Linked DNA regions of Mus musculus: region 1 is linked to region 2. The links are chromatin loops, found by intact Hi-C in ENCODE. Cell type or tissue: left cerebral cortex. All regions are shown on one strand. Each heading gives the region's core, and the rest is flanking DNA. Links, peaks and the distances in the headings are about the cores only.

Evidence for each region. Hi-C counts contacts between places; a loop is a spot of excess contacts. Peaks named below come from ENCODE experiments on the same cell type or tissue, not always from the same donor. Only the 100,000 strongest peaks of a DNase experiment are listed, where the experiment ranks them.
Region 1: a loop joins it to region 2, with 5 times the contacts of the local background. A loop is called at or near these places in 6 of 42 quality-filtered maps.

Annotation. Positions count from the first base shown.
Region 1 is chr8:16,891,826-16,897,296 of GRCm38, forward strand. All of the region lies in intron 3 of Csmd1 (CUB and Sushi multiple domains 1), which reads right to left. Among named protein-coding and RNA genes, the nearest start is that of Gm39136, 390 kb to the right of the region's middle. In left cerebral cortex, for the core only: a CTCF peak has its summit at 2,628; DNase peaks (open chromatin) are centred at 1,327, 2,641, 3,322 and 4,245; H3K27ac peaks cover 842 bases.
Region 2 is chr8:17,534,740-17,540,210 of GRCm38, forward strand. Csmd1 (CUB and Sushi multiple domains 1) reads right to left here and starts at 646. Exons shown (of 70, transcript NM_053171.2): 1 at 151-646. The coding sequence starts at 235. In left cerebral cortex, for the core only: a CTCF peak has its summit at 3,012 (motif pointing left); DNase peaks (open chromatin) are centred at 738, 1,295, 1,672, 2,999 and 1 more place; H3K4me3 peaks cover 961 bases; H3K27ac peaks cover 1,151 bases.

The DNA of each region.
Region 1 (5,471 bases), core at 223-5,222, 640 kb before region 2:
CAGATCCAACTTCAAGAACTTCAAGGATTCTGGCTAAATGAGAAAGTGTCTACATTTTAAACTCATAAATTAAAGATCCTGAGGGGGGGGGAAATCTCGAAAATGGAAACCTGTGCAGAAATGATAACTATTTTTGCAAACTCTTTCTAATAAGGATGTTCCCCCAACAGTGTTATTCACGTCTGGTGGGAATATGATTAGGTACATCCATGTGGGAAATATCTCAGTACCAAACATAGAACCCTAAAATATTTCAATCACTGAGAAAGTTGAAGCAACCTTATGTTAGAAAGTATCTAAGATAAGGTTATGTCAGATTACTGAGTTGGTTCTAGAACGAGATTCGGGAAGTCCATGAATCAATCTGTAGCTCAGTTAGGACTGTAGTGAACATGGGAGCTTTTATCATATGTAAACTAAAGCACAGGACTCCAATTTCAGCAACTAGTCACTATTATCTTGGGTTGAGTTGCTTTAAGACAGGACAGAGGAGTACGTGTGACAGGCAAGCAGAATGCCTGTCTCTATGTTCACAGATTGCTCTACAGGTTGTTTATGGGATAAAAGAATTGACATCATATTTTAATTGCAATAAAACTATGTTGCACTTCTAGGCAGCTGCTCTGAAACATGACAGCACCCACCACTGGCCCTTGTCTGCCCTAATGAAATCCCTGATATTAGAAGGGAACAGCAGATCCACAGGCACAGTTGTGGTTCTTGTACTTAGATGACATCTTCTAAACGGTTGTGAACACATGGCCTGTGCCCAGTGCTGGATAAGATCCAGTAATAGACACCCAAGGGTGTGGAATGTGTCACCAGCTCCATGTTCATATTGTCCTTGAATGCCCTGGCAGTTCTCAGGGCCATTCCTCAGCATTTCATTATGAGCAGAGAGGGGGATTTTTCTGGCTTAAATCCATGTATATATATATGTGTGTGTGTGTGTGTGTGTGTGTGTGTGTGTGTGTGTGTGTGTGTGTGAATATATGGATATATGCAATAAGTATCATCTCAGGCAAGCATTTTTACTCACACTTATTCTAGAGACAGCTCTTTCCATTTTCACCAAATGTACTAAACACAAGGGGTTGAATCTGAACTTTGCATAATGGTAACCTGCTCAAGAAAAGTTCACACTGTGAGTGGATCACTGCTAGGCAACTCAGAGTGAATGGTTGATTCTGGTATTCACAGCTAATTTCAGTGTAGGTTCTTAGGGGGAAAACCGAATGACACACTAGCGTGAGGTAGATAATGAGGCAGCATGCCTAACCACTCATCTCTGGTGATAAGAAAGACCTAGTGTTTGCCAGCATCTTTCAGTGACAAACGTATCAGAAACAGATGGCGCCAGCGCCAGCAGCATGAGTCCTGGACATCCTTCAGTAGACCCAGACACAAATCACCAGACAGGCACATTGAAACACAGACATGTCAAAGATAGCTCATCCTTATATAGGTCTGTCTGTAGCTTGCACTGTCTAGAACATTGGCTGCAGCTGGAATGACAGGCATCAGCTGAGTCAGGAAAAAGATGGTACAGCTCCCATGACCCTTCTTATACAGCTCAAACCTCCTTTCTGTTCTCAGTAGTATAGACATATAGCTGGGAGTGTGGACTTGCATTAAGAAATAATAATACATTTTTGATCAAGAGTATCCCCATTCAAGGTTCCCTTCCCCTCTTTTGGCTAATGGTTAATTAAATTTGAATTCATAACATTTGATCACACTTTTCACCATAGTTTAACATATAAAATTTCTTTGGGGGGCAGTGGAGACTTGATTACATTGTAGCAAATTAAAAATAGTAATTTCCAATAACAAAATATGAACGGAAAGTATACATATAATTTTCCATGCCTTCCAAGAATTTGACAATGAAGTCAAACTTTGACATAGATATAGAAATAAGAACAGAAAGAAAACTGACCAGGTGTATTCCTCTTTGTCTATTCTTTGTTACACCCTACATATCTGTGGAGAGAAAATGAATATACTCAAACACTTTTTACACTTGCTACATTTGCATATAAATGTAGTTAATTCCACAGTCTACAGGTATTTTTTTTTAAAAAGGTCAAGGTAACATGCGTTGATAATAAATATGGCTAAGATGTCATACTCCTTGAACGTAGTCAGTACTCCTTGAAAGGCACCCATAAACCTGCCTGGGCCAGACTGCCATGAGTGTCCACTGACTTCATCACACTCCATACTGACTGCGTATGAACAAAAGAAATTGCTGAAAGCAATGTTAAAGCACAAATTTCATTGTTTTCAGATGAAATTGAATATATTGCTCACATAAGAATATTACTGACAACCTCATTTTACACCAGTTTTCTGTCCTCGGTGAATGTTTCTCTCTCTGGAAAGGTCTTCTTGCTGCTTTTCATGTAATTTAGTATCTAAAAGGAGAGGTATGTAAATTTCCTAAACGATCGTGAAAATTGATAACAAAATCTAGTGTTGACTTTCATCTCTCAACTGATTAAAGTTAGTCAGAAATGTTTGATCCTTTTACTGCCCCAGGTTGCTCTAAGCAAGAGGTGAGTGAGGGTGGATCTGCTGGGAGGTGCAGATATATGTGAGTCCTTTAGTGACCCATAGGTGGCGCTAGGCCCCCAGAAAGCACCAGCTCATTCTCTGAGTTTCAGATTAAATCTGGATAGGATCTTATATAATCAATGTGGACATAATTTAGCTACCTCTAGTATGATATCTGAACTACAAGAAGCCTAAGCAAGCACTGGAACAGCAGAAAGAAGAGACAGACAAACGATGACAACTTAAAAAGACCATGAGGCGGTAGAATTGAACTGCTCCAGAGAACTTCAATCAGCCAGGTGGTCTTCAGTAATAAATGCTTTAAATTCATGTATTCAACGCTGTGAAATTAAAACGTGTGAATTTGAGAATAGCATATCCCGTCACCAGGTCTCAGATTCACACTTAGTTTGCCTGAAGTGGTCAGTAAGGAGATGCCCTTAGAATGCAAATGGGAATGACCCAGACGATGGTAATCAGAGGGAGATGAGTAAGGATATTGTGCGCTCTTAGTGGTGTTTGTTTGTGTAGCTGGCAGGAAGGGAGCTGGCTTGTGACAGCATGGTAACAACTCATTTATAACCTCACACTTTTAATTACTGTGGAGATAGCTTGTTTAAATGGTAATATTCCCAGAGATTTCTGTAGTAATTAAACTTCATATTGGAGTCAGATATGTATCAGATTCAATGAAGAATCATCTAAGATCTGACAAGCACTTTCACTTTCCAAGGTTTAGAATGCATTTTAATCAATGGTGTGTGTGTGTGTGTGTGTGTGTGTGTGTGTGTGTGCGCGCGCGCGCTAGCGCTCTACAGTTTCTTGTTTCCTACATAAATATTTGAATTGCAAATAAAGGCTTCATGGTTTTCAAAGACACTTATTTTCATCATTTTCTTCCCGTTTCCTTTTCACATTTTCAATCTTTCTTCCCTGCCTCCCTTCCTTCCTCCCCTTTCTTCTCCCTGCTGGGGGTTGACCTAGGGCCTTGAGCATGCTAGGAAAGTGATTCAGATTGAATTATATCCCCTCTTTTCTACTTTGAGATAGCTCCTCATTAAGTAAAATACTCATCTATCCTTAGATAATATATTATTTTTCCTATTTAAAACAATCAATTTCTTGTTTCTCTCTCTCTCTCTCTCTCTCTCTCTCTCTCTCTCTCTCTCTGTGTGTGTGTGTGTGTGTGTGTGTGCACAATGAATATGGGCAGGCATGCACAGTGTGGCCCATCCATTGAACTATCTCCCTAGATCCAGCCTTTTTCTCCATTTTTTAAAATGCCCGACAGTGAGATTCAGTCCTTTCTTAATGGAACTCTTATGTTGTATAGCAGGTTTTAAAAGTTCCTATTAGTAATTATGGATGAAATGCTTTATAGAAAAACGAGTTTAGGCTTGAAAGTCTTTCAAATTTATTTTTCAATTATTTATAAAAATGATTTTTTTCTACACCTACATTGTAGATACCCACAAAGCTTCTACAAACATTGTACATGGGAGAGATTTCTTATGCAAATGATCCACACTGCAAGGCATCTGATTGTGTTAATTTCTTGCAGTTCGAGCCATCCTTATTCTCCTCATGCAGAACACAAATGTCCTCACCAAGGAGCGGGTACAGGTGGATCATGAACTGAATTCATTAGTGGGCAGAGCCTTCCGTCTGGGTACAAATGCTTCCCTCATGTAAATTACTTTTTGCACTTTAGCCCCTCCCAATTGGTGCACATATATTTCTGATTTTCTGCCCAGCATTTTTCATGAAAGGAGAACATATTGCAGAACTAACATTTAACAGAGCTCAAAAGCTGCAATACACAGACAAGGAAACTGAGTCACCAAGTTGGCTCCCAGCTTCCATATGACACGCAGCTGGCTAATGTCAAATGAACAGACTTAGCACCATATCTGTACACTTCTCATTTGTTTGCAGAAAGTGACTTTAGAATAATTTCTAAGAAATTCATTAAAGTTTAATGTGGGAAGCCGCCCCCACATTCGCCGTCACAAGATGGCGCTGACATCCTGTGTTCTAAGTTGGTAAACAAATAATTTGCGCATGAGCCAAGGGTATTTACGACTACTTGTACTCTGTTTTTCCCGTGAACGTCAGCTCGGCCATGGGCTGCAGCCAATCAGGGAGTGATGCGTCCTAGGCAATTGTTGTTCTCTTTTAAATAGAAGGGGTTTCGTTTTTCTCTCTCTCTTGCTTCTTACACTCTGGCCCCAAAAAGATGTAAGCAATAAAGCTTTGCCGTAGAAGATTCTGGTTGTTGTGTTCTTCCTGGCCGGTCGTGAGAACGCGACGAATAACAATTGGTGCCGAATTCCGGGACGAGAAAAAACTCCGGACTGGCGCAGGAGGGATACTTCATTTCAGAACCAGAACTGCGGATCACGTTTATAAAGGTTCCCGTAACACAGACTGTTGAGAAGGATTCAACTGCCGAATTCAGAACTCATCAGCTGGGGAACGACGGTGATAAAGGTTCCCGTAAAGCAGACTGTTAAGAAGGATTCAACTGTATGAATTCAGAACTTTTCAGCTGGGGAACGAGAGTACCAGTGAGTATGTTTGGCCTTGAATTTTTTCTGGTGTTAGGAGCCCTTTTGTTCTTTTTCACATGCTATCAAGTGATTAAGATAGGGCTGAAAATTCTAGAGGAAATTCAGGACAATCTATCAGAAGTAAAGCGGGGAGAGAGAGTAGGAACAAAGAGGAAGTATGGTACACAAAATAAGTATACAGGCCTTTCCAAGGGTCTTGAACCCGAGGAAAAGTTAAGGTTAGGTAGGAATACCTGGAGAGAGATTAGAAGAAAAAGAGGAAAAAGGGAGAAGAAAAAAGATCGATTAGCGGAGGTCTCTAGGAGATACTCGTCACTAGATGAGCTCAGGAAGCCAGCTCTTAGT
Region 2 (5,471 bases), core at 373-5,372:
GCGCTGCGTTCCCTAGCGTCGCTGGTGGACAGCCACCCGGTCGGTGCCTGCCGCTTGGTCCCTTACAATCCTCAGATCAGACACTCGCGTTCGCAAACCGGGCCTCCGAGGGTTCGGCCGTCTCCCCGGTACCGAGCTAGCCTGTCTTACCCTTAGCTGCAGTGAGGAGCCCCGCGCACAGAACCGCCAGCACCAGAGGCAGGAGCAGCGACTTGAATTTCCTCCACGCAGTCATGTCTGCAGATATTCCACACGCACACGACACGGATGGCTCCTCTCGGATGCGCCGGTCTCCTCCGAGGAACAACCGGGCTCTAAACAGAGTCCGGTAATCACCAAAGGGCAAGGCGAGCTGGCAAGAGCTCCGGGTCCCCAGCCCGGCCGCGCATCTGACGCCTCCCGCAGCTCTGCGCGCCCGGCTCGCTCCGCTCCCGTAGCATCGGGTCCGAGCCACTGCGGGGCTGAAGATGCTCTGAGCGAGCGCAGCCCCGGGGCTGCCGGGGCCGGGGACGAGCGCCGGCCGAGCCGGGCAGGAAGGCACCAAGGCGGCGAGGCTGCGGGAGGGGGCGAGGCGGGAGAGGAGCGCGCGCAACCGGGAGCAACCTGGAGCGGAGGCAGCTGGAGAGAGAGCCAGCGAGTGGGAGGTGCGGGAGGGGCGCGGGGGGAGGGGGGAGCAGGGCTGGAGCGGGAGGAAGGCGGGGAGCGAGCGCCGAAGACAGGCTGCTAGAGGCGCAAGGAGCCGCTGCCGTGGTGGCTGGACTCAACCATCCTACCCACCGAGAGGGGAAGGAGGCTGGCACCGCGCAGTCCGGGACTCAGCCTGGCCTCGGGCTTTCAGGCCCCTGCTAGTGCTCCCGCAGGCAGCGCAGCGTTCAGTCTCTGGCGCGGCTGCGCGCAGGCTGGAGCACGGAGACTTGTTGGGCGCTCAAGTGGGAGAAGCCCACGCTGCGCACCGGGGAAAAACCATACAATTGGCCACGCGAGCGAGCCCGAGGGCTCTGTGGGGGCAGGCAGAGGCCAGCCTCCATCCTTCTCTTTCTCTACTGACCAGAAGAAGACCTCTGCCTAAGTTAGGAAAGAAATGCAGGTGGGGGAAGAGAATGGGCCCAGCTGTGACTGAAACTGGGAGCAAAATGGTGCTTTTAAAAGAAATTATAAATTACCTTTGAAAAGGTGACTGTCTGCAACTATGATGAGCCTCTGACAGGTTCCTGTTCTGCTCCTGTTTAGTCCTGTTAGTGTTACCCTCATTGCAAGCCCAGCTCTATGTGGGAAACAAAATGAATCTAAACAACCCAACTGGGCTGCCACCCTGTTCTGGTTGTGAGAGCAGGAGAATTGACAAAAGTGTAGTGAACCCCAGCATCACATCCAGCATTCCTGCAAGAGGGATCAGAAGGAAGTTCCTAAAAGCAGGTCTACTGCAGCCAGTGAGTGCACACAGAGTAAACTACTAGAAAAAGGCTGTAGGTTAATTGAAAAAATCCAAACCAGGTGAAGGCTAGAGTTCACAGATGCTCCATTCTTAGAAAGGATTCGGGAGTTCTAGAGGATAGGATGGAAGGGGCCAGGGATGGACATCTCAGGCCCCCAGCATGGGAACATTCATCCCATGCTGACTGTGAGTTGTTCACACCAAGGAATGAGGATGGTGTGTGGAGGCAGGCTGATGGCCACATCATCGCACCAGCATTGTGCCCACTGTTAGGGGCAGAGTCACGGTGTGCCACTCAAGTTTAGTGTTCTAGAGCTTTCTTGCTCCCTGAAGCCCACGGATGACGTGAGGGCATGAGAGTGACTCCAAAAATGTAGAGTCACCGGCTGTACCTTACCTTCCAAGAGTAACCAGAGACTTTATCCAGCCTAGAATCCTTCTCCTGGAGATTGGAGCTCCCCAGAAAAAAAAAAAAAAAAAAAAAACCCTGGGCTCTGTTCTCCTGCAGGTTTCCCCCAGGCTCTCTTGGAACTGATCTGAAGTTTTTTTGTTTTGTTTGTTTGAAAGTATCCTCCCATTGCTCTTCCCTTATCCCTAGGGGAGAAAATTCCAGGCTATCTCTCTAAAGCAATGGATTGAGAATGATGCCCTGTGTGCTTCAGTGTGACAGGGAGTGGAAGGGGTCACCTACAGTGTGATTTTAAGTCATTCCCCCAGGTGTTATTTACACTCCAGCAAGTGAACAACAACAACAAGACCTATTAGGAGATCCGATAGCTCATCCGCTGCTCCTCCTTAGGACCCATTGATCTACAGAAGCAGCATAGCTGAAGACCTCCATGAGAAACGGTGTCCTGTCTTCTGAATGCCACTCCTAATGACTCATGTCACCAAGAAGGATTTCTGCCATTAAAAACCATTTCCAAATCTCACTTCTTTGTCGGGGGGAGGGGGGGTGTGGGGGGGGGCTCCCAGATGGAGCCATGTTATTAGGGTCCGAATCAAGAATGTTCAGTGTCACCTGAGATGTCAAACACCTTTGCTTTGCACAGAATGGTGGCACTTTGACAACTCAAGATTGAGTGGCTCCTTCATGGCCACAGGCTTAAAGACCCTTTTTCTTTCAGATCCAGGGTGATACAGACCGGTAGAGACAGCACTCAGGAGACAGACGGGGCCATCACCTCAAGTTCAAGCCCAGCCTGGTCTAGGAAGAGAGTTTCAGGCTAGCCAGAGCTACACAGGGAGGCCTTGTCTCAAAACAACAATAATTAAAACACTTTTTGGGGGGATGCTTTTGTTGCAAATTATCTATTTGAGTAAAATTGTAGAGCAACAACAGTCAAAAAAATGACAATCACTTTGTTTCAGATTAGAAAGGAAGAAAGATCCTGAGTCTGGAAGTTAGAACGACCTTGTCAGATTGCAACTTGATTGTGAGCCCAAGGCATAAGACTGTCCAGGAAGAATAGCTCATTTTGGAGGAATGTGATAATATTGGGAATCTCCCCCACCTAGGATCTCAGGCACTTCACAGCCCAGAAGGAAACCATGGGGCTCTGCTGCCATCTAGTGCTCTGCTTTTCTTTTAGGAAAGCCATAATCCCATCTCTTTTTCATCTTCCACTCCGGTCACCTACCTTCTTGGAAGATTTTGCCGAGTATACCTTCATATCCCTATGCCATAGACAAAGAACATTGATAGCATCCTAGAGGGTCTCCCCTCTTTGGGTCTCTGATTTGATATGAGGGCGTAATTTCCCTCAGATCTGAGAAGGCCCTAATTTAGAATTGTTACAAGGTAATCTCAGTGAGGGACAGTGAGATTTCACCCCTAGAAATGCTGCGGGGCCTCTTTGCAGTGACTGGAAGGTTTGTGCCACTGCATGGGTGTGGACATCTTTCTCAGTCTCTGCAGAGCACTCTTCGGCCTCCACAACCTGGATAAGCTACTCTAGAAACATGGTTGGTATCCAGACTGGCCCGGAGGAGTTCAAAGAGAAAGAGCAGAGAGGCCCCTGCTGTGCTGAAAAGATGGCGATGTCCCTGAGGGCCCAGCATCATCCACATGAAGGATGACAACCTAAACGTTCAAGAGATGAAAAGCCCCTGTGAGATGGAATCACCTAAGGAGAGGACAGAAACATGATGCTTGAGATAAATATAGATTGCTTTTCACAATGTACAAATGAGAATACTAATTAGCTGAAGAGCTGTACGGGTATGAAAATCTTAGAGAATACAGCTTGTTGCTAGGATGGCTAAATATGACTTTGTTTGGCTTCCTTAATCCTGTATTTGAAATAGATGGACGATCATGAAAGAGTTGGAGGGGACTTCTTTCTTTAAGAAATCTGGCTACCTATAGGAAGGCACCTCCTTCAAAAGCCAGAAGGTGAACTCTACTTGGATGTTTGTACCCATATAAATCCCTCTCCCCCACAAAAGACCTTAGGACATATACAGTTGATGGCAAGATTCTTCTCTGCCCTGCCACCTCCCTAAGGGGAGAGCATAATGTGACAGGGGTATAGAATGTTCTGACAGTAATATCATATCACTATTCTTTGTAAGTGACCTTAGAATACAGCAATCCCCAGGCCACCATTGAAAGGAGGTAGAGGCACATAAGCAAGTGTGATGACACACGCTGCTGTGCATGACTCTCTTGAGTGGCTCATCCATACTTGCCTGCCAAGCCTTTGCTATGCCTTTCTGATAAAGCAGTGTGTGCATTCTATGTGTGCATGCCTTTAGGGTGGTGGATACTCACGATAAATGGTTCATTGCATAGATTAAGAGACTTGTGAATCCTCTTTCATCATTATGTAGCTTGCCTGAAAGGGCACTCTAGGAACCATGGGCATCTCTGTGCATAACAATAACTTAAATCAGTGTGATGTTTTGTATATACTTGGCCCAGGGAGTGGCACTATTAGATGCTGTAGACTTGTTGGAGTAGGTGTGTCACTATCAGTGTAAGCTTTTTTTTTATTAGATATTTTCTTTATTTACATTTCAAATATTATCCCCTTTCCTGGTTTCCCCTTCGAAAACGCCCTATCCCCTCATCCTTCTCCCTGCTCATCAACCCACCCATTCCCACTTCCTGACTTTGGCATTACCCTACACTGGGGCATAGAGCCTTCACAGGACCAAGGGTCTCTCCTCCCATTGATGATGGACTAGGCCATCCTCTGCTACATATGCAGCTTGAGTCATGAGTCAAGAAACCATGTGTTTTCTTTGGTTGGTGGTTTAGTCCCTGGGGCTCTGGGGTTACTGGTTAGTTCCTTGTTCAAGATGCCTAGAAGCTAATCCTCTCCTAGCAACCTTCAGATGAAGATGTAGAACACTCAGCTTCTCCAGCACCGTATCTGCCTGGATGCTTCCTGCCTTGATGATAATGGACTGAACTTCTGAATGTGTAAGCCAGCCCCAATTAAATGTTGCCTTTATATGAATTGCCTTGGTTATGGTATCGGTTCACAGCAGTAAAATCGTAAGGCATCTGGTCATCTGTATTATGGACGTGCACGTGGCTGGTTTCAACCTCAAAGTAAGCAGTTTTTCTTGGATAAGATCTATGATTTGGCATTTCCAAGTTCAAGGTGACATGGTTATATCAGAGGTAATACTTTGACAAATACTGGTATCAGAGATGAACCTTGGAGTCAAAAGAGTCTGCTTTGAGTCATACATTTACCTTCTTCTCAGCAAGCAAGCATGCAAACAAATGTAGTCTGTGTTTCCTCATCTGCGATGTATGTAATGAGGTCTCCCTTACCCAGTATTGAAACAACATCAGACATACAGTAAAGCTTCAAAGACGGGGTCTCCTTTCCCCACACAACCCACCTCTGAAATGGAAGAAAGAGAAGCAGCCAGATGGGGAAGGTATTCCACCAGCACCAACTCATAGTTTACAATTTCAAACTGGAATTGGGGAGACAAAAAAGAAAAAAAAATTCAGTTGTTATCTCCCAGTTTGTCACAAGGTGAATCCAGCTGACACCCAGAGGGGAAACTGAAGATT